Linked DNA regions of Mus musculus: regions 2, 3 and 4 are each linked to region 1. Evidence: chromatin loops called from intact Hi-C (ENCODE). Cell type or tissue: heart. All regions are shown on one strand. Region 1 overlaps Gm1070 (predicted gene 1070). Region 2 has its middle 19 kb from the start of Gm38827. Region 3 overlaps Rmnd5a (required for meiotic nuclear division 5 homolog A). Region 4 overlaps Rmnd5a (required for meiotic nuclear division 5 homolog A).

Evidence for each region. Hi-C counts contacts between places; a loop is a spot of excess contacts. Peaks named below come from ENCODE experiments on the same cell type or tissue, not always from the same donor. Only the 100,000 strongest peaks of a DNase experiment are listed, where the experiment ranks them.
Region 2: a loop joins it to region 1, with 2.4 times the contacts of the local background. A loop is called at or near these places in 14 of 42 quality-filtered maps.
Region 3: it touches region 1 in a loop (2.6-fold over the local background); 15 of 42 quality-filtered maps call a loop at or near these places.
Region 4: it touches region 1 in a loop (2.0-fold over the local background); 2 of 42 quality-filtered maps call a loop at or near these places.

Annotation. Positions count from the first base shown.
Region 1 is chr6:71,300,167-71,305,166 of GRCm38, reverse strand. It overlaps Gm1070 (predicted gene 1070), which reads right to left. Exons shown (of 2, transcript NM_001357905.1): 2 at 2,287-5,000. The coding sequence ends at 4,458. Among named protein-coding and RNA genes, the nearest start is that of Gm1070, 8.9 kb to the right of the region's middle. In heart, a CTCF peak has its summit at 2,904 (motif pointing left); no DNase peak of the experiment used is centred here; H3K27ac peaks cover 456 bases.
Region 2 is chr6:71,170,157-71,175,156 of GRCm38, reverse strand. No RefSeq gene overlaps it. Among named protein-coding and RNA genes, the nearest start is that of Gm38827, 19 kb to the right of the region's middle. In heart, no CTCF peak of the experiment used is centred here; no DNase peak of the experiment used is centred here.
Region 3 is chr6:71,389,671-71,394,670 of GRCm38, reverse strand. It overlaps Rmnd5a (required for meiotic nuclear division 5 homolog A), which reads left to right. Exons shown (of 9, transcript NM_024288.2): 8 at 1-46; 9 at 1,483-5,000. The coding sequence ends at 1,546. Among named protein-coding and RNA genes, the nearest start is that of Cd8a, 19 kb to the right of the region's middle. In heart, no CTCF peak of the experiment used is centred here; no DNase peak of the experiment used is centred here.
Region 4 is chr6:71,420,930-71,425,929 of GRCm38, reverse strand. All of the region lies in intron 2 of Rmnd5a (required for meiotic nuclear division 5 homolog A), which reads left to right. Among named protein-coding and RNA genes, the nearest start is that of Rmnd5a, 17 kb to the left of the region's middle. In heart, a CTCF peak has its summit at 2,614 (motif pointing right); no DNase peak of the experiment used is centred here.

The sequences.
Region 1 (5,000 bases):
GTGTCTCCCCAAGGCTTGCAAGCATGTGTTTTCCCCAAACATGTGGCAGGTGTCTCTCAAGGTATGCAGATTTGGGCAGCCACAGGAGCCAGCCCACACTTCACTTTCTGCCTTTCTACCTTGCCCATGATTATCCTTTCTGGATAATGTCAACATTTTTAGTCCTCTTTTTATCTCTGGGAGGATAAAGGTGAGCTCATCTCTAGAAGTTTCCTTTTCCACTGTTTTGAGGCCTGACTGACAGAGTCTTGTGGGGCTTTTAACTTTCCAAGAGCTACATTCTAATAGGACATTTTACTTTTGTCATACTTGGTTGTTGTGACCAATACCTGGGAAGGGGTAACCAATACCTGGGAGGGGGCTGCTAATGTTTTTCATTATTGTTGTTATTTGTTTTGGTGAGGCATGCATGCCACATTTGGAGGTCAGAGGACAAACTGCAGGAGTTAGTTCTCTCCTAACTTTGTGGCCTCAGGGATTGAGCCTAAGCAGTCAGGTTTGGTGGCAAGCACCCTTCCTACCAAGCCATCTCACCGCCACAGGAGGAATTACTTATTTTAGTTCATGGTTTGGGAAGTCTCAGTCTGTCATGGTGGAGTGGAACAGTTCACACCATGGGAAACCAGGAGTAGAGCAGAGCCGTTGAAGGGAAAGGACCCCAGCAGGGTGGAGACTTTGGCCTAATCCGTCAGCGGATGCATCCATCCATGAGGTCAGAGTCCCCTGATCCAGGGTGCTCCAGGAGCTACTGACGAACACCAGAGCTCTACTGAAGAAGCACCTCACGATTCAGCCAGGCTGACAATGGAGGTTAACCACAGTAACTCCTTGAAAAGAAAAAGCTTAAGGAATAATAAAAAAAAAAAAAACATAAGCAAATTACTCTCAGAAAGAAATGCAACTCTTACCATAATAGAAAGTAAGTGTTACTTCGGATAGGAGGTGGCTAAAAGCTTAAGTCGGAGGAGCTGCAAATAGTTCTAGAGCCGGTGAAAGCCACAGCAGCATCCGAGATTTTCCCTTTGGAGGCAGAGGAGGGAACTGCTGGCCAGTGAGCAGTCCTCTCCTGTGTCACTTAAGTGGATGATCCTATACCTTACTGAAGGGACATTTGTGAGGAGCAGTGGGCTCTACCTCAAAAGACCTAAGAGTCATGACCTGGTTCTCCCAGACACCCAGGGTTGACACATGGGGATGTGATTGACAGCCTTGCCTATCATGCTAGGGCATCTATAGGGACGCAACATAAAAATGTTTCTTTGCTATGGGCAGTGGTGGTGCACACTTTAACCCCAGCACTCTGAAGGCAGAGGCAGGTGGACCTGAGTTTGAGGCCAGCCTAATCTACAAGGCAAGCTCCAGGACAGCCAGGGCCACATAGAGAAACCCTGTCTCAAAAACAACACAACAGAAGAGGAGGAGAGGGGGGAGGAAGAAGAGGAGGAAGAGGAAGACAGGAAGAAGAAAACGTTTCTTCACATGAACTGAAGGATAAGTCTGGCACCAGGCACACACAGCGGATACACGGTCTACATTAAGATGGATCATGTTAATTGTCTTGTTGTGGGAGCAGACAGGGCTACAGCATTCAGTAGGTGGGCCCAGAGGTGACAGACATTCCCTGTTACTTCCAATAGATGTCCAGAATTGAGTTCATTTGCAATCTTCGCTCCATGTTTCTGCCCTCCCCCTTTTGCACATTGTGTTTATCACTGCAGTATCTCGGTGTATAGCCGTAGGACTAGAATCCTAGAACATTTGTGTGTGCACAATTCAGGAGAGAGGGCATGTGTGTCCCACAGTAGGTGTTCATCTTCACTTTGAGACAGGGCCTCTCTTGTTCATGGCTGCATATGCTAGTCTAACCGGCCTTCTTAAAATTTTGTCTCTACCTCCTGTCTGGTACGAGTTCTGCACCTGACTTTAAATAGGATCCGGAAATTCAAACTCAGTTCCTCACTCTTGCACAGCAAGTATTTTGCCAAGTCACCTCCCCAGCATTCACTGTCTAAATAAACAGGTGATGTTCTCATTCAATTTTTATGATTTCTTAACTGTCAGAAATGGTTTGTCTAATAGCACGGTATCAGTCAGGGTCAAGTCAAAGCCACAGCAGTGATTAAAGCAGAGAAAATTAAATACAAAAAAGTAATTAATAAAGAATGGTGGGCACAAGAGGACTCTTGGGCAGGGTGTGACAGGTCTTCTGTAAAGGGCCAGGTAGCAAGTTATTTTGGGCTTTGTGGGCAAGAGTCACAGGCAAAGAAATCACATCACAACACAAAAAACAGTCATACACAACATTTTTATTGGTGAAATCCAAGATAAAATGAATGCATGTTTTAAAAAAACTTTGTGTGTTGGGGGGTGGGGGGGTGAGTACATGCCGCATGTGGAGGTCAGAGCGCTAGCGGGAATGGGTTCTCTCTCCTCCCGCCATGAAGGACCCAGGGATGGAGCACAGGTTGTCAAGCTTGGCAACACACACTGAGCCAGTCACCAGGCCCACCTGTACAGGCTCTGGAACGCAGTTCAATGAATGAAGACATCTGCACTTTGTATACTTGAGATTCAAATGCTACAACTGTCAGATCCAGAGCACCGAGCAGGTGGCTGGCTGTGACCTACAGGTGGCAGTTGACCTGCCTGGGGCTGGGCTCCATGGGTGGGGCTGGGGAGGCATAACTCAGAGCGGGGGAGCCTGAGGGTCCTTTCCCCAACCACTCAGGATTTACACTCTGCAAAGAGAATCCACCAACAAAGCCATTTGCTGAGGCACATAGATAGGCAATAGGTAGGACCTTTTCCCTAGCAACTCCCTGTTTTTGTAACTAAGGGCACACCAGGGAAAGGGAATGTCCCCCTTTCCTGACTCTACAATAACCTTCTACCACCCTCTACTGGAAGAGTTTAAAAAGCCAAGTGGTCCTGTTTTGAGAGATGATAATTTGACACCTGGGGCAGGACATTTAACAGAATGATAACAAGTAATTTCCCTCCGCTCTGTTTCTTGACAAATAGCAACGGGAAAAGTCGCATATGAAACAAAATTCTGCATAAAGCCAGCACACTGCAGGCGTTAGCTCTCTCCTACAGTGTGAGTCCCAGAGATCAAACTCAGGTTTAAGCCAGGCTTGGTGGCAAGCACCTCTACCCCAAGCCCTCTCACTAGCCCCTTGAAGGTTAGTCTGTCCCTCACTGCTGTCCTTTACCCATCAAATTCTTGTGTCCTGAGCCCACTCGTACCAGATACTCCATGTCTTTCTGGAGTTCTTCTGTGTGTTTATTTAATGCCTATTTTCAAGACTCTAATTTTTATAGATTTTTATAGCAAGGCCTTCTGCTTTGCTTTTAAATGTTTTGACATTTAATTTTGCTTGTTTAATAGCATCTGGCTAATGTATTATAAGACAGTTCTCGCTTGGTGGGCATGGTGGTGAACACCTGTAAGCCCAGCTATTATTGCCAAGACTGTTTTACAGAGCACATGTCGATCTGCTTTTCATAAACCTCAGTGAATGTTGGGTAATCCTGCAGCCTAAATTTTAGCCAGACTAGGTGTGGCAGGGCACTTCCTTTGGTGGCCCATCAGAAGGCAGCTCACGACTGGGGGTGAGATGTAGCTAAGTGAGAGAGCTCTTGCCTAGCAAGCCCAAGGCTCTGGATTAAATCCTCAGCTTGGAAAAAAAATGCAGCCCAATTAGTGCAGATCACAATTCTTTTCTTGTCTTCTTTTGATCTTTATCATTATTAGAGGGTTGAGTGGCAGCCAGAAGACCGAGTGAAGGACAGAAGCATCGCCAGAGCAGTAGCTATGGCAAAGGTGGCAGCAGCTCTTGTTGCCGTGTTTTCCATAGTAGCAATGATGGTAAGAACATGGCTCAAATTCCCAGAGTGGCTAAGGGCAGAAACAATAGGAAGCAGAGGTACTGGAAACAACAAAAAGCTGTAGAAGGGCAAGGAGGCCCTGCTCACAGGAAGAGCTTCAGGGAGATGCCAGGCGTCTGAATACGCCCGTCCCCAGGACTGTAGCTCTGGCCTGTTAACAGGAGCCGAGCATTCAAATGCAAGGCCTGCTGGGAAGCTGACAGCTACTATCTACTCCCATTAGCTTCTGCTCTGAGCCAAGGGCTAGGGCCTCTGATGATTAACGCCTGGAGCAGAACAGTATCCAGCACCTAGATCTTGCTGGACTGACTGGCTTCTACAGCTCCAGGCACTCAGGCTTGTGACTGAAAGTCCCTGTGTCTGTCAGCACAGCCCAAAGGCCTTGCACACTAAAGGGTCTGTCACTGCCAGTACCAGGAGAGCAACCCTGTGAAGACTCACAAGTGCTACACCAGCAGAGTAGATGGGCCACAGCCGCTGGCCTGGCATCTAATTGCTTTGAGGTCATTTAATCCACCCTTACCAAGAGAATCAACACACTGACTTTTGGGACCCGAAATGTGCAATCATCAGTAGCGACTGCCCAGGATAGCTTCGTCCCACAAATCCCTCTCCTCCGGCCCCTTCTGCTTTTGGTGGGACCGGCGCCTGCCTTTGGTGGAGTCTCTCCCATCATGGTGGTTCTCCTTTCTGTGCTTAGACTTCTGTGTAGCCACTGGCTCTGCTGAGACCTTCCTTCTGCTGAGGCTGTCTTCCGTGCGTGAACCCCTCACTCTGTAGAGTTTCCCCTTGGGCATCCCTGGCTCCCAAGTGGTGGCTTCTCCTTCCCCCTGGAGCCTTGTCCTCTCCTTTCTGTCTTGACTGATTGGCTGGTTTTTCAGACTGTGTTTTAGAGATTCCAGTCTTTGTCTGCAGTAAGGTACCTGGTTTTCCACTGTCAGCCTTTTATAGGAAGGAGAGGATCTGAAGTCGTTTCTGAGCCAGAATGGTAGCCCCCGCATGGCTCCAGGGCTGCCACTGTCTCTCTTCTGGTGAACGGAATCCGCTGCCATCTTTCTGAAGCAGACATTTGGATGTAATCCTCTGGCTTTCTGCTTTCTAATGAAATCTTC
Region 2 (5,000 bases), 130 kb after region 1:
GGCCAAAAGGGGACGTCAGTTGCTTTAGATCTGGAGTCACAGGCAGTTGTGAAAAACCCAGTGTGAGTTCTAGAAAGTGAAGTGTCTTAAGTCCTGGGCATCTCTGCAGCCCTCCTCCATTCATCTCTTGGCTCAGGCATTGAGGCATTGCAGTTTTTGTCTCTAGACATTCTGAGAGATGAGAGCCGTAATGCCTCTCAGAATTGTCCTGTCTCTGTGCAACATGTTGAACATATGGATTTTGAGCAGCTGCTTCGATGTCTCTGTCTTCTACCATCTATATCAGCTGTGGGAAAGCAAAACCAGCCACATTTATCCTTATTATGTATTTGTTTTTCTGCTAATTTCTGACCGGATGCATATAAGTATCAACATTGGATAGTGGATACATTTTTGTACTCTCATATATTCTTGGCTTTTATCCTGGGATGCAGCATAAGGCACCTTTGTATCTTGCTTTTAACTTCATAGGCAGGTCTGGGGAAGTGCTTTGCCTAGGGCTGATTACTCACAGGTGTGACTGTTGACCAACCACAAGACTTCTGTATTAGTCTGGGTTCTCTAGAGTCACAGAACTTATGGATTGTCTCTATATAGTAAAGGAATTTGTGGATGACTTACAGTCTGCAGTCCAACTCCCAACAATGGTCAGCAGCAGCTGTGAATGGAAGTCCCAGGATCTAGCAGTTGCTCAGTCCCACACAGCAAGCAGGCGACAGGAGAAAGAGTGTAGAGTAGAGAAAGCGTAGTGTAGTCTGTAGCTACTGTTCTTCCCAGGCCGTAAATGCTCCATCCTCACTTTTGGGCAGCAGCACTGCTCCTGATCTTGTGTGGTACTCTCTAGTTCCTTTGGTTGGTCTTCCTACTAATTAAGGGCACCTTCTGAAGGACTCTACCCATGCAGTGTTCTCCTCTCCAGGACACTGCCCACTCACTCTAACTCATTCTTCCTGGATTCTCATTTTGTCTCAAATCAGAATTCACCATAGTCTGCACAAGTCCTCAAACTGTGCCAAGGGAACTAGAAGCTCCCTTGAGACAATGAGCTAAGCTAAGCCTCAGGTTCTGGTCACTTACTGAAACTCTCAGAGGTCAGTGTTCTACATGACATCATGTCTGGTGGCTTGGAAATTGTTCTCTCATGTATTTTGTGAGTTCTTTGCTTTCATGCACGGAATTTTATTTTGTCTAGAAACAGTAATAGTAGTAGCAGCAGAAGCAACGGTGGTTGCAGCAATAGCACAGGAGTAATGGTAGTGGCAATAATAGTGACGGTGGTAGAAGTAATGGCACAGTAGTAGCAGTGGTAGCAGCAATAGCATGGTAGTAATAGTGGTAGTGATAATAAAGTGGTAGTGGTACAGTAGTAATGATGTTAGTTAGTAATGGCATAGTAGTAACGGTGGTGGTAATGGCATAGTAGTAATGGTGGTAGCAGTAATGGCAGTCATGAGAGTGTTTCCTATTCTCCACTCCTCCTTACATTATCTTCAAATGGCAGCAATTTTATCTCTTCCTTTCCAATTTTCCTCTCCATCATTTCTTTTTCTTGCATTATTATCTGCGGAGCCATGATGCAACAGTTAATGGTGCACTCTTTGTCTTATTCTTAATTTCAAGTTTCCTTAATTTGAGGTGATCTAGGCTTGCAGCCCCTTTGCTTTGTTCCCTTTCACTGAGATCACCAGTTCAACGGACACTGCTTCCTGTGCTCTTTGGCTGCTCCCTAACTTGGCAGATACAACCAGGTTGTAAATATCCATGGTCTTTGTCAAGATAACCTAACTCTTAAGGGAGAGCTCAGCTTTTCTGGGAAGAGGTAGGACAGACAGTCTGCAGGTGTGAGGTTCGAAGGTCTTTAGCCATCTTTGTCAAACCTGAGATGACCTTGCGGTGGAAGTGGCGGCTCTGCTTTGGGATCTTCAGAGGCTTCTGATTAAGTGCTGATTTCAGGCTAGCCCAGTTCCAATCACAGGAGTCACTGCTCCGGTTGCTTCTCTAATCTCAGGGAGATTAATTAATGATCCAAGGCTCCCAGCCAGGTGGCCAATGGTCACAGGGCTACTGAGCCATCTATGGGGGACAGACACACAACCCAGAACAGGGCTCCTGGTCACAGTTCATCATTGCTCCAGCGTGGAGGAGGTAGCCACGCTGTGTGTGTGTGTGTGCGTGCGTGCGTGCTCTCATCCCCAGCCCTAACTTTACCCAGTTAGGCTAGTACATCAGAATCAGTTTGTCACCTGCTCTTAGGCCCTGCCTGTTCTGGTGTAGTTGTTTATGGTATTGTGTAATCACCACTACTGCTGCATGCTATGTTCATGTTTATTTTAACTTTTACAAGCCAAGTACTTTGGAAGATAATAGTGATTCATGAAATTAAAAGCCGTTGAAGGAGGGTAGGTATATTAGCTTGCTAAAATGACCCTCTCACCTTTCTGCCCAGATCTCCTCACTCCTCTACATCTCTACTGTCACTTTACTGGAGACAACAGATACCAGTAACAAAGCGAATAGGTAGCAGGTCCCCAGACCTAGATGGAGGCACCCACAGATCAACTTTTACTTTCCTCGTAGATGGGGCCTTCTGAATGAAAATGGAATGGTTCTCCTTCCTGCCACTTTCTTGCCCACAGTGGCTTTCCCAGCCTCGCTCTCATCACACCCATCCTTTCTCAGACACACCCTGAGCCAGTCACTGGGGCGGTTGGCCTCCACATCCCTCTGGTTTGCCTATGTTTTTCCTTTTGCAAATCCTACTGAAATTTCTCTTTGTCCACACAGTAAGCTCCTATTTGTCCTTCAAGATCGGGCCTGGAGACCTCTGCCTCTGCAGACATTCATGATTTCCCTTGTGCCTGTTCCTGCAAGCAGGTCACATGTGTGAGAACCCAGTGTCACCATCCAGCTGCTGCTCCTGTGATAGTTTCCAGCATCTCTCCTTTTACATTGACAGTCACCTGCTGAGACACCTCGAGTCCCTAGCTAACAGACTTCTTGGTGCCAGGATCTCTCATCTAAAAAGTGAGTTATCTCAAAACGGGCATTGATGACCATACATCCTGTTCCCCATTCCTGTCCCTTACTCTCCCTTGTCCCCAGGAAGGTGTACAGAGACCCCACTTCTGCCACATGAACTCGGATTCCTCTCTTCAGAGTCTCTGCCATGTGTCTGTCCTGGGACTGGGCCCTGAACTCCCCTGTCATGCTGTTGCCTTTCTGTCTTCCTGTCTATGGCAATGATAACTTTTATAATAAACTCCTTACTCCCATTTGAGGGTCCTTCTTGACTCCTCCTCTGAAACCCTCCACATGTATTTCCTCTCTGTGCCAACAGCATCCCTGATTCATCTCCTGCTCACTGAGGATGGAGCTTCACTTGATGAGTGAACTAAACTTTTTCAAAACCTCTATCACCTGCCTATTACCTAATAATAATAATATTACCATTTGGGATCCTGAAACTGCTGCCTAGATTGAGATGTTCTGATAAGGACACATCCTTTGAAAATACCTTTTCTAAGAGACTGCCACCACCAGTCTACAGGACTCTGAAAGAGGAACAACCGAATTGTATAGAAACCTTCAGATCGGACCCTTCTAAGTCTTCTGTAACTTTCTCAACCCAACCCTCCACCCAAATTCAATAAGCAGAGAGCATCCTCAAACTCATGGTTCTCCTGCCTCACCCTTCCCCCACGTGCTTGCATGACAGGCATGCACCAGCATGACTTGTATAGAAATTAGGATTCTAGCCATTTGGTGGTTTTCAGCTATAGGCACACCTATCTTCATTACCTTTCTTCTGTCTTTCTACCCTGGATCATTCTTCTCCATTCTGCATCATCTTTACAACTTATAAGACATTCATGAAAGAGCCTATACTTTTAAATTTAATGTTCATTTAAAAAGAAAAAAGAGAGGGGCTGGAGAGATAGATGGCTCAGCGTTAAGAGCACTGGCTGCTCTTACAGAGGTACTGAGTTCAATTCCCAACAAACACATGTTGGTTCACAACTATCTGTAATGAGACCCAATGCCCTCTTCTGAAGGCAGCTACAGTGTACTCATATAAATAAAATAATAAATAAATCTTGGTTTTTTTAAACATCACAACAGACTCAGCTCTGTTTTCTCCCCTGCTTCCCACCATGCAAGCATCTGTAAGGCAGAGGCCGACCGACACATTCAGCTCCAACTCCCCATCCTCATGGGCAGCATGCTGTAAATGTTTCATGCATATCTGGTCAGTGACTCACATCACAAAATAGTCAGCAGTGGATAGTCACCAGCGGATAGTCACCAGTGGATAGTCAGTCAGCAGTAGATAGTCAGTCAGCAGTGGATAGTCACCAGCAGATAGTCAGCAGTGAATAGTCACCAGTGGATAGTCAGTCAGAAGTGGATAGTCAGCAGTGGACAGTCAGCAGTGGATAGTCAGCAGTGTATAGTCAGTCAGCAGTGGATAGTCAGCAGTGGACAGTCAGCAGTGGATAGTCAGTCAGCAGTGGACAGTCAGCAGTGGATAGTGAGTCAGCAGTGGATAGTCAGTCAGCAGTGGACAGTCAGCAGTGGATAGTCAGTCAGCAGTGGATAGTCAGTGAGCAGTGGACAGTCAGTCAGCAGTGGATAGTCAGTCACCAGTGGACAGTCAGCAGTGGATAGTCAGTCAGCAGTGGACAGTCAGTCAGCAGTGGATAGTCAGTCAGCAGTGGACAGTCAGCAGTGGATAGTCAGTCAGCAGTGGATAGTCAGTCACCAGTGGACAGTCAGCAGTGGATAGTCAGTCACCAGTGGACAGTCAGCAGTGGATAGTCAGTCAGCAGTGGATAGTCACCAGCAGATAGTCAGCAGTGAATAGTCACCAGTGGATAGTCAGTCAGAAGTGGATAGTCAGCAGTGGACAGTCAGCAGTGGATAGTCAGCAGTGGATAGTCAGTCAGCAGTGGATAGTCAGCAGTGGACAGTCAGCAGTGGATAGTCAGTCAGCAGTGGACAGT
Region 3 (5,000 bases), 90 kb before region 1:
ATATTATATCAAGAGACGCCCTGAATAAAATGTTTAATGGTAGCAAGTAAGTGTCTGACTTCTTAAGCATTAAGTAGATCTGTCTTGCAGGAAGTAAGATGTAATAAGGATAAATGAGTGAATCCAAAATCTTTTGTATGTTTGTTCGTTTGTTTTGTTTTCCGAGACAGGGTTTCTTTGTATAGCCATGGCTGAGTACTGGAATTAGTGTGTAACACTGTGCTCAGCCATAACTATATTTAGAAATGAGTTTTCTTAACTAGTCATAGAAAGTGGATTGCATCTAATCTCTTTGGTTAGTTTAGCCAGCTCAAGGATTTGAAAATTAGACTTATAAATGTACTCGGATCCTTGTGTGGCCCTCTCTCCAAGGCTTAAGAATTGTCTTCTGTGCATATCCTTCTCCCTTCTGGGTTTCGCTTCTCTCACTTAGAGCATTATTGTGGAGCTATTTTTATATGCTATTTTTATATTTTTATATATCACAAAAGAGCCGTTTGTGATTGTTGTTAAAGTTACAGAGGAGCACGGTATGGTGGTGCATGCTTCTAATCCCAGCGCCTGAGTGGTAGAGGTAGTAGGACCCAGAATTCAAGATCATTCCCAACTATATAGCAAGTTAGAGGGGTCATCTTGAGCTACATAAGATTGTCTCAGCCTACTTTTACTGCCCTTCCCACCAGTGTAGACTACTCTGCAGTGTGGAAATACCATTATTTAGCCATTTCTTCTTGGTGAATACAGTGCCAGAGTGTGTTGTCCATATGTGATAATTGCTACCAGTGTAATCGTGGTTCAGCGTGCACAGACATTTGTAAATTTTACAGACAGCCCAATTTAAAACAAAACAGATCTCAAAGGTGTTCTGGCTTAGGTAGTTAGGCTAGTCTTCACTGATGTTTGTTCTGGCCTTATTGTGGGAAGACCCTTTCCTGGGAGGTCTATCGCTTGAGAGAAAGTGTTTATAACCTTCCCAGACCACACAGAAATCCTGGCAGTACAGATCACTGGTGACTGTGGCCACAAGGAACTAGCGCTCTTTGTCACTGAAAGCCGTGTGGGCTGTTCTTAATGCAGGCTGGTAGATCACAATAGATTGGCTGTTCTTGAATAGATTACACAGCCACACATTGGAAATTCATCTAGGGACAGGTGCAATGTAAACCTCGGTAGGCAGAGATTAGATTACTTCTAAAGCTCAAGAATCAGTTTTCAAAAAATTGTCTTTATTTTACCTGCAAAACAGTTTTCACCGATTACTAAGTATCAGAGAGGCTCTCAGGTTAGGGTCTGATTTAGGTGGTGTTTTCTGTGACTCCTCAAAGCCTGGCTGACGAGCATAGCTGATCCTCCAGGCAAAAGAAGCAGTTCAGCTTTGCTTGCACGTGTTGCAGGTGTGCATACAGGTGTGAAAGTGTACTTTATAACTGTGCTCAGTACTGATACTATTCTTTGTCTCAATCTTTTCTATTTTATATATAGATTAAAATGTCCATATTGCCCAATGGAACAGAGTCCAGGAGATGCCAAACAGATATTTTTCTGAAGAATGAGTTTGTTTGCAATTTGTAAGTGAAACTGAATTATGGGTACATTCAAGACAAGAGTGTTCCATTGACTGCAGCTATCCAAGGACCGCCTGTTCATAAGCTATGCTCCAGAGGCTGCCGATTCACTCGTGTGCACGGAGGGGGTGCTCCAGATGGGAATCACACAGGGCTTTCTTCACTCTTGGTCTTCGTTTCTGATCAAGTAAACACCAGCAGTTGTCATTCAGTGCAGGTTTTTGTACTTCTATATGGTGATTTTTTTACTTAAAAGCAGAAACAGAAGTTGACCTTCCTGACATGTGTTTAATATTCCTCCTGCTTTTACAGATTCTGACGTTTTCTTGATAATTGTAAGCTTGAGAGTGTTTGTGGAAGAACTTACTTTCTTCTTATGTATACATAATTAAATGAAAAGTCTTCATAGGAGTTTGACAAAATGAATTGTGGTTATAAAACGAATTTGCTTTTTTGTTGTTTTGTTTTTCTTTTTTGGCCTAAGGAAGAAAGCTGTGATAAATTTCAAATTTGCATAGCTTTTCAATGTTTTGCTCTGCTCCCGCTCTTGCTTCAGAGTCGGCACACTCACCTGCATTTGAGTTCTGTCTATAGCCCAGCAGGCTGCCTGTTTAAAATCCCATCATGAATTTAACAGGCTGATGTGAGAATGAAATAGATATTACTGGGGTTTTGTTGTTGTTTGTTTATTTGTTTTGCTTTTATTACCAAGAGGTGCTTTTTAATAAATGGATATTGAAGTTAGGGTGTTACTAATTTGATGTATGGTTTCACAGTCTAGCATACTGTCCTTTGACATCTGCCTTTAAGACTTGGCTGAGTGTCTCATTAGTTTATCATCACAGATACGCAGTGTTATGCATGTGTATAGAAGTGTGTGCACCAGCATCAAACATTGTGTGTGTGGAAGGGAAGAAGCCTGTCCATTCTAAACGCAGTTGCCAGTCTCATCACTTCAGGTCCTTACGGGCAGGCTCTAGCAACTTTCCGTGTATGGACCTCGTTTTTTGCTGTTTTGTGTTTAATTAGTATATTGTTCATGCCTCTCTTCTGCAGTGTCTCATCTCATAGACTGTGAACCTGTATATTATTCAAATGGCTACAGATAATGCTCTTTTCTTTTGTGAGGTCTCTTCATTTAATGCACTGCCCAGAAAGAGCCATGTGTAAGAGTTGTTCTCTGTTTGAGGAACTAACTACATGGAAAAGACTTCTGACTTAAACCCATGAAATACTTCATCTTGAGAAGAGTGCTATGTGGAAATCACCAAATATCTCGCAACTTTATTTCATCTGGTGTAAATCTGAACATCAACATAGGAAAACTGTCATGAGAAAATGAAAAAGCATAAACACAGAAGCAACGAGAAATGTGACTCTTGTTATTTTAAACCACAGACGGACTTGGGTTAAGGGAATGGGGACGACAGCTTTGGTGCTAAGTTAATCAGAAATTGCGAGCATGCACAGTGGTATGCCAGCCTGGGTGATGCTTTCCTAGGAGAGCCGGTATTTGCTTGTAAGGGAAAGAATGGTATTGTAGAAAAACCCAAGAAATGACCACGTGGTCAGTTTCATGGTGATGGCTACTGTGTACTGTGTAGGTTACCTGGGTCAAGACTGGTCCAGCTTAGAGTGCATGCTCTGTTCATACTCAGCCTAGCTCACAGTGACTTGTGCTTCACTGTCAGGATGCTCTGTAAAGTTCCTCATCCCTGTGAAGCAGGGAAAGAACAGAGGTGCCTCTGGACTGCAGGAGAAAGGCGTCGTGCCAGGCAGTATCCTGTGGAGGGAGGAGGGTGTACGTTCGTTTACTATGGATAGTTTTTCCTTTGAATTAAATTGTAGCGTGTCAGGCTTTCTTTTTTCTTTTCTTTTCCTTTTTTTAAACTTTGTTATTCCTAAGCCAAATTTAGTTTTTAGGTTTCTTTTTTTCTCTATAACTTATTCTTGCCTTCCCACCTCAAGCGTCTGTATAACATTTAGACTACACATAAAGTTTATGTGGTACAGACATGCCCTTGAGGTTGGTGGAAAATAAAAAACAAGACCCTTCACACAGTTAGCTCAGGCCATTTTAAGGACGAAGGCTCTGCTGGTCCTCCTGTGCTGGGAATCTCTTTGATGGCCTCTTGTGAAGCTCATGAAACTTTAACAAGTGTTTGACCTTACAGCTTCCTCTGGGAGGTCGTGTAGACCCAGTGGGCAAGCAGGACAAGGGCCCAGAACTGAAACTTGATCTTAAAATTTACCATGGAAATGAGGTCTTAGGCTCTTCTTTAAATGTGTGTACTTTTATCTGTGAGAGACTGACTATAGCAGAAGCGGATTCAAAGAAGACAGACCTTGACCAAAGATGCTGAAATACAGTGTTGGGATCCTTGTACTCTGGAACCATGCCATCACTGATGTCATGCTCATGCTACCTAGCATGCAGGAGGATGCCATCTGTTTCTTTGAGCCTTGTTAGAGAAGGTAATGCTAGAGGAAGACTCAGTCACACAGATAACAGGCATTGGAAACAGCCGCACTATGGCTTCTTTGAGACCCTATTTCCTTTTCTGGTTGTGGACAAGGCTGCCTTAGGACTTTGCTAACCCAATAAAACCTTTAGATTCTGGTGAAGCCAGAGCCTCTCCACAGTGGCTAAGGTTGTTGTTGATCTTTTTCTCCTTTGTGTGATCATCACAGATGCCATTTCTGTTTTATTGATGATTATATGAGACTTTTAATACATAAATGAACGGGTACTGGTGCCTCTTTATTTTTAAAAATTTGAAGAAAAAGAGCCACCTCATATTCATAGAGTGTGTATTTTGTGAGTGTGTGAGCATTTGATTGGAAATAAGAAAGTTATTAAGTAAATTTTTCGTTTTACTTTTTCCACAGCAGCTAACGTGTAGGGAGACATTAAACCCACACCAAATCATGAGGGGCTGAGGACCCCCAATCTTCTTCTCTAGGTCGCCAATCCCACAGGCTGTACAGCTCAGTTCCCTATGTTTATGCTGTGTTGTTCCCACCTCAGTGCTGTCAGCCTTTGGGACAGTGGCTCTCAAAAGCCAAGAGCTCTTGGTTTATCTGCACAGTACAAGCTGCTGGTAGACTACACTAGCCCTCTGGTTTCCCAGCGCAGCCTCTCATACAGTGGACTGACAGCCTGCACTCTGTTTAGTCAGCCGACTCAGGTTATCTTCAGGGAAGGTATGGAGGCATGGTTTGTTTCGGTTCATCTCCAGGATGTATACAGTGAAGACAAACCAAATACTTTTCACCATTGAACTATCTGTACATTATCTTTGGTAACACTAGACTAGTGTAGTCTTGGGGAACACACCGAGGAAACATGTAGCGAGAATCACATACAAGGCTTGGTGTTTCATAAGCATGCCTGCTGACAGCTGTATGTGGTACTGCAGTGTTTACCATAAACAG
Region 4 (5,000 bases), 120 kb before region 1:
CTATGTTGCCCAAAGAGGAAGCTGGTTTCCGACTGGATATTCCTAGATGTTGTGAAAAGGCTTCATGTATATATGAGGAATCTGTGTAGGCTGTTATTACATAAGACTCCTCTAGCTTGTTAAGTCCTACATATTTAACTTGAACTTGGCAAATGTATGCAAGCTCTGGGAAACTTAGGGTCAAGGTGGGGTACATTCAGGTATTGGTGTTAAGCAAACAGGATAAAGCCGAAATCATTGTGGTCCATGGATTGTGGGTACCAAGGCAAGCCGACCAACCTGCAGACTGGAATGCTGTCTAGTTGCCTGTGAGTGCTGTTTTATGGATACTTGCTCCTCCCAGAAAAACAGTTGCCTCCTTAGGAGCAGGCTGTATTTGTTGTTTTAAAAAGCATATCAAAAATGTAAATGAGGTAAATACCTAATAAAAATATTAAAAAAGAAAAAAAAACAAAAACAAAACAAAACAAAAGCATATCAACAATGAACAGTCTAAAGTAAAAAATAGAGCTTTCAGCTCTGTGAACAGGAATGAGTTTGTAATTTCTACAGATTCCAAACATAGGATTTTGAAAGAGCTGTAGAAGAAAAATTATGACCTTTCTTTAAGGGAAAAGGAATTTAAAAAGATTTATTTGCCTTTATTTTATGTGCATTAATGTTTTGCCTGCATATATGTCTTAAGGTGCCAGCTCTCCTGAAATTGGAGCTACAGACAGTTATGAGCTGGATGTGGATGCTGGGAATTGAACCCAGGTCCTCTGAAAGAGCAGCCAGTGGTCTTAACTGCTGAGCCACCTCTCCAGCCCTAAAAAGGCAACATTTAAAGGACTAGCCAGGCAGGCATCATCTATTAGGTGTGTATGTGTATTTGTACAAACAAGACCCAAGTCATTCCAATTTGCAGTGGAAACTTCAGGTTAATCGTTGCTTCCTTTCTTGGAAGACTTAAAGGAATGGTAGCTTAAAGTCGAAGTTGAGGTTAAAATCCTTTCTTCCAAAAGCCTGTGTTACATCTAGTGTGTGTTTCATATGCTTGTGATGTTTTGTTTGACAAGTGGGTATGAATGAAAAGTGTTTAGTGTATCTTTAAAGTTCTAAGTAGTAAATTTTTACCTTTAATGATTTAAGGTTTTTTTTTCCTTTTTACTGTTATTTTTTTCTGAAAATGTAAGCAGAGAAGTTTATATTATCAAAGGAATTTTCTAGCTTTTTATCATTGTGAATTTAAAACATTGAAGCTTTTACTTTAATGTGTTACCTATTAAAGTATTTTAATCCTTGGATTTTGTCAAAATTTTTTGTCTTTTTTTTTTTAATTCACTTATTTTTAAAAAAGAAATGGTGTGTTAGACTTTAATTTTCTTTCTTTCTTTTTTTCTTTTCTTTTCCTTTTTTTTGAGACAGGGTTTCTCTGTGTAGCCCTGGCTGTCCTGGAACTCACTCTATAGACCAGGCTGGCCTCGAACTCAGAAATCCACCTGCCTCTGCCTCCCAAGTGCTGGGATTAAAGGCATGCGCCACCACCGCCCTGCTGTTTTTAATTTTCTACCTCCTACTTTTTAGAAATTGTATTTAGAGGGGGTGAGGGAGAGTAGCTAAAATGGATAGTGAATAATGCTGATTATGGGATGGACCCCCCAGGTGGGGCAGTCTCTGGATGGTCTTTCCTTCCGTCTCAGCTCCAAACTTTGTCTCTGTAACTCCTTCCATGGGTATTTTGTTCCCCATTCTAAGAAGGAGCGAACTATCCACACTTTGGTCTTCCTTCTTGAGTTTCATGTGTTTTGCAAATTGTATCTTGGATATTATGTGAACTAATCAGTACCCCCAGAGCTGTGTCTCTAGTTGCATATGTAGCAGAGGATGGCCTAGTTGGCCATCAATGGGAGGAGAGGCCCTTGGTCTTGTGAAGATCATATGCCCCAGTACAGAGGAATGCCAGGGCCAGGAAGAGGGAGTGGATGGGTTGGGGAGCAGGGCAGGGGGAGGGTATAGGGGACTTTGGGGATAGCATTTGAAATGTAAATGAAGAAAATATCTAATTAAAAATGCCTTAAAAAAGAGAATAATTTTAGTAACTGATTTCTTATCCTTTATTAATGAGGAAACATTTACTTTTGGAAGAATAAATAACCCAATGTTTGCTTGAGTTACTTACTGTTATTTAAAACATTATTCTGGGCCTGGGGGTGGGGTTGCAAGCTCAGCGTCAAATGGCATGTTGAGCATAGGCACAGTTCAAAGTCAACCCAGTATGAAAGCATGCATAGATAGATGCATATAATTATGAATATTCTTATTACTACAGAATTTCTGGTAATGTGCCATTAATGATAGTTGAGGTTTTAGAGATATTGAAAATATACATAATGATGAGGTGGGAGTGTAAAAAACAAAGCAGATAAATTTCAAAGGATAAGAAGATTTCAATTTGTAAATAAGTCCTACTAATCAATAACAAAAGAGATCCATTTTTTAAAACAATACAAATTCTAAACAAAGAAATAAAATAGGTCAGGATTATAAAAGAAGGGTCCTTTTGGTATTAATAAACAATGAAATTATGAAGAAAAAAAGTTTTAACTGTGTTGCCCAAACTGGTTTTCTGCCACTAGGTGGGGCAGCTACATTGGAGAAGCAAAATGCTGATGTTAAAGAATGATACTATCAAAAGTTAAGTAGCTAATATTTTTTTAAATAACTAAGGTAATTATTTGAATTCTATGTCAGTATAACTACTTTCAAGAATAGATAAAAGACAATGCAGCAATTAAATCCCGTGCTTAGCTTACAGCGACGGTTGAGATGAATTGGGTGAAGCTGAATACAGACTGACTTTAAAGTCAGTGTGTGGTGAATGCATCCTTCTGTGGTAGAGAAATGTTATTAAAAAGAGAAAAAAAGGCATTAAGAAGAGTAGATGATTGTCTCCGATTAAGAAGAAAAAGCTAAATTGAGTTCTGAAGAACAAATGTAATTTTTTTTTTATATTGGAAAGTACTTTTTAAGTTAGTGAAAGGGAATTGGTAGCTGACATAAATATATAGGATATAAAGAGAAAATGGTGATTAAAAGGCAAGGAAGGCATTCCCTAAGAATGAAATAAAACATACCAAACTACTCTCCACCCCAAATAACTAAGAGTAATAAAAAAAAAAAAAAATGCAGCCTGCCATGGTGAACCTTATTTAGGTGCAGTAAAGTGTAAAGTAGCTTGACCTTCGTGGTCAGGATGGAAGGTCTTTCTTTTGAAATTGCATGGATATCAGTAGGAGCTGCTATAGTCTCTCTTTCTTGTCTACTTGGGTCATAGTACTTTTCTGAGGATGGACCTTTCCCAATCAGATGTGTGCACTGTGCCCCAGACATTTTCCAGTTTTCCCCCAGGTGTGTATGTGAGGGGGCGGGGTAGTTGTTTATTAGAGCCTTAGGGAAGGGAGTGAGCTGGCTAGTTTTATGTCAGCTTGACCCAAGCTGTGGTCATCTGAGAGGAGGGAACCTCAACTTAGTAAATGCCTCCATAAGATCAAGCAGCAGGCAAGCCTGCTGGGCATTTCTTAATTAATGATTAATGGAGGAGGGAACAGCATATGGTGAGTGGCTGTGCCGGTTGAGCAAGCCGTGCAGAGCAAGCATCAGCTCCTGCCTTCCAGTTCCTACCCTGTTTTGAGTTCCTGTCCTGACTGCCTTTGATGGCACACTATGATGTGAAGATGTAAGCCAAATAAACCCTTTCCTCCCCTAAGTTGCTTTGGTCATGGTGTTCCCTAACAACAATATTAACCCTAGTTAGAACAGGGAATCTGGGAGTGTATGAGGTCGGAAGGTGTCCTAGGAGTGGGGTAGTGGTTCTGGAAGGAATCTGGTCTGAGGTGGGAGACAAAGCACAGGTGCCAAGAGAGGAGGGAGCATCTCTGAAGCATTATCCCCCTGCCCACCACTTTCCTTAAAACCAGCTTGCTTGAGTGAAAAGAACTACTCCCTATAAGAACCCAGCATCCTAACAGCTAGATGATCTGTGGTTCCTTGCTTACTGAACATAAGCACTGGTGTGGAACCACACTGCCTCTGCCCCTCATAGCCTGAACACCATTTTCCGTACAGAAGCTGAGTGGAGTTTTGCCTTCTCTGCCATCTGTTTTATATCTGCTCTAGGTTATAAGCCTTACGTTTTTTTGTTTTTGTTTTTAAAATAAAATTGTTTCAAACTGAATGAAGCTACATTAATTAAATGATAACTGTTTATTAAACTATAGTGCCGACCACAAAAGAAAGCCTAGTAGTCGGGGCTCATAGATTAGGGCCAGAAGATTTCTCTGGACTGGTGTATTCCCACTTCATGTGATCACGAAGGTAGAAGATGGAATACTGGGCTTGGTCCAGCACCTGTGGCACATTAGGCCAAAAAGCACAAAAAGACCTATACATTAAGTTGTGCAAATAAATCTGGGCTGTGACTGGATTCAAGTGGTGTGTGCACGCATTTATTACCACACCCAGTTTAAGTGATTTTGAATTAAGGAATTTGTTGTGGCGTTTTGTGTTTTTGAGACACGGTTTCTCTCTATAGCCTTAGCTATCCTGGAATTCACTCTATAGACCTGGCTAGCCTCAAACTCTGAGCCACCTGCTGGGATTAAAGGTGGGTACCATCACCACTTAGTGAATTTGTTGGTTTTTTATGTGCTTGTTTTGTTTGCATTTTCTAATGGCTCAGCAGAAAAACAAAGTGCAAAGTGAGCAAGACTAGTGACCTGAGTTTGATCCCTAGAACTCGTGGTGAAGGAGAGAACTGGATGTGCCGTGGTGAGAAATTATCCGCCTGTTTTTACAGTCACACCATATACACATAACAACACTGATAAAACTTTAATAAAAATTTGTGCTTCTAGTGGAGATTATCTTACATGTGGCATCAGAATCGGCGGCGGAAAGGACTGACTCACCTTTTGCAGGTTAAATATTTACTTTGGATGAATATTGGTAGAACACTTTGT